Regions from separate parts of the Homo sapiens genome. Here region 1 is linked to region 2. Evidence: chromatin contacts called from ENCODE Hi-C or POLR2A ChIA-PET data. All regions are on one chromosome and are shown on one strand. Each heading gives the region's core, a stretch centred on a gene start or an enhancer-like site at or near the end of the contact. The rest is flanking DNA. Distances are from core to core; before and after follow the strand shown. Region 1 holds the start of GRHL3-AS1 (GRHL3 antisense RNA 1). Region 2 holds the start of GALE (UDP-galactose-4-epimerase).

The links. Hi-C counts contacts between places; a loop is a spot of excess contacts on that map. ChIA-PET counts read pairs that join two places held with the same protein, here RNA polymerase II (POLR2A). Pooled maps may share reads with other maps.
Region 1: a loop to region 2 is called in a pooled map, with 4 times the contacts of the local background. The contact joins the promoter of GRHL3-AS1 here to the promoter of GALE in region 2. A Hi-C loop is called at or near these places in 3 of 50 pooled maps. POLR2A ChIA-PET finds 5 or more read pairs at or near these places in 2 of 52 experiments (B cell and GM12878).

Annotation. Positions count from the first base shown.
Region 1 is chr1:24,320,638-24,323,337 of GRCh38, reverse strand. It overlaps GRHL3-AS1 (GRHL3 antisense RNA 1), which reads left to right and starts at 1,347. Exons shown (of 2, transcript NR_183722.1): 1 at 1,347-1,672. All of the region lies in intron 1 of GRHL3 (grainyhead like transcription factor 3), which reads right to left. RefSeq lists enhancers at 208-723, 724-1,241 and a silencer at 1,309-1,448.
Region 2 is chr1:23,799,304-23,802,003 of GRCh38, reverse strand. It overlaps GALE (UDP-galactose-4-epimerase), which reads left to right and starts at 1,250. Exons shown (of 12, transcript NM_001008216.2): 1 at 1,250-1,292; 2 at 2,568-2,638. It overlaps HMGCL (3-hydroxy-3-methylglutaryl-CoA lyase), which reads left to right. Exons shown (of 9, transcript NM_000191.3): 9 at 1-119. RefSeq lists silencers at 840-1,049, 1,210-1,689, 1,740-1,839.

The DNA of each region.
Region 1 (2,700 bases), core at 98-2,597, 520 kb before region 2:
CCCAGTTTCTGATTCAGTAGGTCTAGGGTGGGGCTGAGAATTTGCATTTTTAACTAGTTCCCAGGTGATGATGATGATGATGATGGTCCACGGACCACAGTTTGAGAACACTGTTCTAGGTGTTCTCTTTCAAAATAATGACTCCCTCTCTTCCCCTTAACGACTCCAAAGGTAACATAGGTTTGTAAAATACAACAAATATATAACATGTAGAACCTACAGAAAAATAGGAAGAATGGAATTCATCCACATTCTTCTGCTCAGAAATAACCACTCTTAACAGTTTGGCACATCTCCTCTGTCTTCTTTTCAGAGGCTAAGCACAGAGGAAGCGGGGTGGCCTATGGCTGCTCGGCTAAGACCCGGTTAAGATCCCAGTGCTTCCGTGAGACCTTGGGCAAGCCTGAACCAGGTCTGGGTCCCCTCTTCGGCAAAACTGCATTTACACTCCCATCCCGCATTAGTTTGTTGGGAGGGTTTAAAGAAGAGCGTGTATTTATCAAGCACTCGACACAATGTCAGATGCGGAGTCAGCGCTCCATAAATGTTGGCTGTCATTTTTGTTCTAACGTAAGAGAAAGCTGGATGATCCCATCTGGGTTTCAGCCCCGTTTTCCCTCTTCACTCCTCCGGTGGGTCAGTGGGAGCTCTGCCGACCGCCTGGCTGCGGCCACTCACTGCTGGGACTGCGCAGCCTGCCCGCTCCCAGCAGCTGGCGGAGCCGCAGGACCCCCGCGCCGCCCGGGCCGCCGCCGTTAGGGTTGGCTCAAGCCTCTCGGCCCAGTCCGCCAGTTTTACAGCCCGAACTCAAAGAGGGCTTTTAACTTTTCATTCAGCAGCAGCGTAGCTCCGACTTTTAATAACACACCTCGTGCACGACAAAAATTTGCTCCTGGCAATCATGGTTTCGACCACAAAACCACAGCGGGGAGGCGTTCCTGATTAACTCTTTCAGCGCTCCAGGCAGTCTGGAGCCGGCGCTCCTGGAGATCAGATAGAACGGCGGCGGCGGCCGCGGTCAGGACTGCGACGGTTCTAGTCCCCTTCCCCCAACCGAGTCGCGTCTCTGCGAGGCTGAGGGGAGACTCCAGGCGGCAGCGGTGGGGCCCAGAGAGCAGGGAGCGAGGCCGCGGGGGACGCTCCTGCCTCGGTGCCTTAGACCTACTGTGTGCCAAGCCCCTTTGCGGCGAAACTCTCCCTTCCTGGGCTGTCAACGGGGCCTGCCTGGAGCGCCGGCCGGCCCTCCAGAGGGGAACAACAGGTCACCGGGGAGGTCGCCTGCGGCTCCAGCTCCCCGGGGGCCCCGACGCACCTTCAGGAAAACCCGACGCTGGGCAGCTCGCGGGCGCCGGCTGTTTTCCTGCGAGACCCAGGCGGTCGGCGGCGACTTCCGGCGCCCTCGGCCGCAGCCCAGGATCCCTTGCGCCCTGCGGTAGCCCGGGGCTGCCCAGGGCTGCGGGCTCCAGGCACCCAGAGCGCTGCGACCACATGAAAGGCCCGGCGCTCAGCACCCGCCAGCCACCTCCAGCTGGTTTCTAACTACACCGCCGGGGCCTCCATGCTTCTCAGAGACCAGCCTTCGAAGTGCCGCCTTACACCCGGGGCCTGGCCACCGGGCGGGCGCGGATGGAGCTCTGGTCCACATTTGGGAGCTCACAGTTGTTCCTGCCAGGTAGGTGTTACAGACAGATGAGCAGACTGAGGGTCAGGGAGGACAAACAAATTCACCAGGATCCTGCTGTTGGTAAGTGGCAGAATTTAGAGTGACAGGCAAGTCCCACTTTTGCCACTATATCAAGGCCTGGCCAGAGTTGGCCATTCCATGAGGGCCCAAGCTGTAAGCTATGGCCAGTCCTCTTAACTTGGCACTTTTTAGGAGAATGTCGAGGCCGCAGAAGCAACAGCAGCTCAGAACTTGCAAGCCAAGCGCCGGGTGCCCTCCCCTTACCAGTAGGGGCAGCTGAGCCCCCAGGCTCTGCCACTGTAATCTCAAATGGTGGCTTGGAGTCCGCCTGCAATTACTCAGCAGGCAACTGGCTTCCCTCACCCCACCCCAAACTGAGAAGCCTCAACTGTCAGCGGATCTGACTTCAAATCCAAACCATTAGGGAGGAGAAAAGCAAGAAACCTTTCTGTTCAAGTAACCCAGCTTCAGAACACATACCCCCTAACGTGCAGTAATGAATAGATTCTGTCTGTAGCCTCCGCAGTTTTAGCCAGCAAATTTAAGTGGGATGGAGACACATGTCAAGATTTTTTTGCGCGTTCAAAGTATGGAAAAATAGCAAGAGGTTTGGGAATGCTCATTGATTGGTTAGTTCTACATGAAATGACAATGGTGTTACTGGTGTGTTCTCCACCAGCCTTAAAAGCAATCACTATTCTAAAATTGTCAAATCCTCTAACAACCCCATGAGGTGGATACTACTGTTGGCCACTATTTACAGATGAGGATTAAGGGACTTGCTCAACATCACACAGCTATAAGTGCTAGAGCTGGGACTTGAACCCAGGTGTCAGTACCAATGCTCCTGCTCTTATTCTCATTGCGGTCCAATTGTCAATACATTGTCAACCCCGGGAAATTCATTCAAAAGAAATGTGCCTGTTAACCCAAGTGATTGTGCTGTGAACATGAAGAGCTGAAGGGCTAGCTAGAACATAGAATCCGGTCTGCAGTCAGGACCTAGCACTGCTGTC
Region 2 (2,700 bases), core at 1-2,500:
GGAAAGTGGAGAGCTACGTGGTGGCCGTCTGCCAACTCCAGCATCTCTGGAAAATCTCCACGCTGAATGTGATTTTTGAAAACAGCTTATGTAATTAAAGGTTGAATGGCACATCATAATTCCAGCATTCGGTTGTGCAGCTGTGTGTATACATGCGCGTGGGGGAGTAAAATACTTTACCATGTTGCACTCTGAGAGGAAAATGGAGACTATGAACTAGTTTATTAATCTTTGGATTTCCTCCCTGTTTCCCCACCTGAGCCCCAAATCCATAGTGACTGGAAATCAGTGGTTTTGGGCTTACTCAGGAGGCTGCTTGCGGCAGTTGCTGGCCAGAACACCCGACGGGGTTGTTTCTGAGCTTTGCCTCTGTGACTGGGGCTATTGCACAAGCTCCCCTGAGGACACACTTGCTGCTTTGGGCCTCGGTGGCCCGGCCTCTCCCTGGCGCTCCCGGGCCCGGGAGCGCTCACCTGTCGGTTCCCTGGACTCTGCGGGCAGGCGCTGGCTGATTCCCGGCTGCGCGGACACCTGTGCGCTCCTGCATTTAGGGCTCCTTTGCTCTGGTTTCATCACGCAGGATGTCACATTTTGTGCATATTATTCTCTAGCTCTACTACTTTTCATTGTAAACAAACAATCATTTTCTAACCTGCCGTCGTGGAAGGCAGAGTGCAGACCGACCCTTCCCGGCAGGTGGGGGCTGAGAGCCAAGAGCGCTGGAACCGCTAGTGTGGCCTGACAGCTTCCTCCAGCTCCTTGGTTTATTTGCAAACTGGACTTCCAGCACCAGGCCCCCTGCGACCCCCTCCTGCCTTAGTCCCGTGGGATCGGGTAGTTCAAGATTTTGAATTCATGGTTTGGCACACACCGGCAAGTCTGAAAACCTGCGGGTCAGAGTGGGGCGGAGGCGTGGGCCCCCTACCCTCTGCCCCCTGCCCCCTCGGAAGCGCAGCCCTCTTCCAGGGGTTGGGACGAGCTAGCGCGGGGACCCGGGGCACCGGCAAGGACCCACCCGCTACTGGGACCTGGCGCCGGCGGCGCCTCTCGCGGGGTGGCACCGCCCACTTCCGCCTTCCGCGGGCGCGCGCTGCGCAGTCTTCGTCACAGCGCGGAGGCCTTTTGTCCTCCCGCCCTCCCCGTAGTGGCCGTAACCCGAGTGACATGTTTCCTTGGGGGCGTGGAGGGGCGGGGTCGGGGCCGGAGTGGGCCGTCAGCACTTAAAGGGCCCGCGGCTCGGGCGTAGGAGGCGGTGCCTCTGCAGCAAGCGTGGGGCGCGGGAACCCGAGCAGGTTCGGGAGACGGAATGAAGGGCCGGGTGGGCTCGCGAGGGGCCGGGGAGTCCGCGGGGAGCGAGGGAGTTTCCGAGGGGCGGGTCGTGTTCCTGGCAGCGTCCCTCCAGGGCAGGCCCGCCCCCTTTGTCCCAGTTCCCCGCTGCCCGGGCTGGGGCGGCCGGGGTTCATTCATTGCCGGCCTGAGGACTCCTAGCTCGGCCCCGCTCCGCGCTACAGCCCAAAGCCCAGCCTGAGACCCAGCCGCCCTCGTATGCCCACGGCCTAGCTCCCCTTCCCTCCAACAGACAGACTGGGAAAACCGAGTGGGCGACGGCTGAGCAAGGTCACTCCGCTGTCGGGGGCGCAGCCGGCCTCAGACCAGCTTTCGTGCTTCCCAGGGCCTCTCTGCGACCACTTTCGGGGTCCGCGCCAGGCGCGGGGCGGGGGCGGGGGCGGCTTCGGCGCGGCGGGCAGAGTCCAGCGGGCAGCGGTGGGGGAAGGGCGAGCCGCCTGGGGAGAGGGCCGGGCTGCGAGCCTGGCGATCCAGATTCCAGCCCGCTGTCGCCAGCTGTGGGACCGAAGGGCAACTGTTTCACCTCTCTGGCCCTAGTATCTGTATCTGTAAAGTGCCAGTGATAACACCTGTCTCACCGAGATGCTGGGGGAATTCAGGAAAATCATGCAAAAGTGCCTGGTACGGAGCCTGGCACGCAGAGGGCTCTTGGTCAAGTGGGTTGGAGCTGCGTGAGCCCAGAAGGGGATAGAGGCAGCGTGGAGGAAGGCGGCAGCGGGCCCGGTCGCTGGGAATGAAAGGCCTCAGTGTCTGGGGCTTCCTCCCCGTACTACCCGCAGAGTTTGTTCAGGGTGGAGGTGCGCACCTGGCCAAGTCCACGTCTACACGGCCCACCCAGAGTAGCCTAAGTTGGGCGGGATTCCTAACTCTGAGCCAGGAGTGACCGGGCTGGCCCTGGCATGGGCAGAGGCTGAGCGGGGGTTGGGGTGGGGCCCCCTCCAGGACCAACCACGGTGTGGTTGCCCCTGAGCTGGCCTCAGCCTGCCTGGCAAAGGACCTCACCCTTGAGGCCATGTGATCTATTTCCTGCTTCCTCCCAGCTGACCCTTGAGGGAAAGGGGGTGGGGGCCGCCTAGAGCAGGAGGTATTAGTCACTGCGCCCAGGAGCCAGTTTACACCTAGCGAAGGCGGAGGCATTGGACAAGCCTGGGTCTGAGCAGACAGAACCCCTTCCTGCGACCCTGGAGTCCCAATCGTGCTGCCATTTTCCTTCTGCCCAGGACTCTCCAGTCCTCAGTCACCTTGGACAAAGAAGTGTGGATCCTCAGATTCCATCTTTTCCAACTCCAAGGCAAGTGGAACTAGAAAATAAGGTGCCTGTGTGTCAGGTCTCCCCAGCTCTGCTGTGGCGGG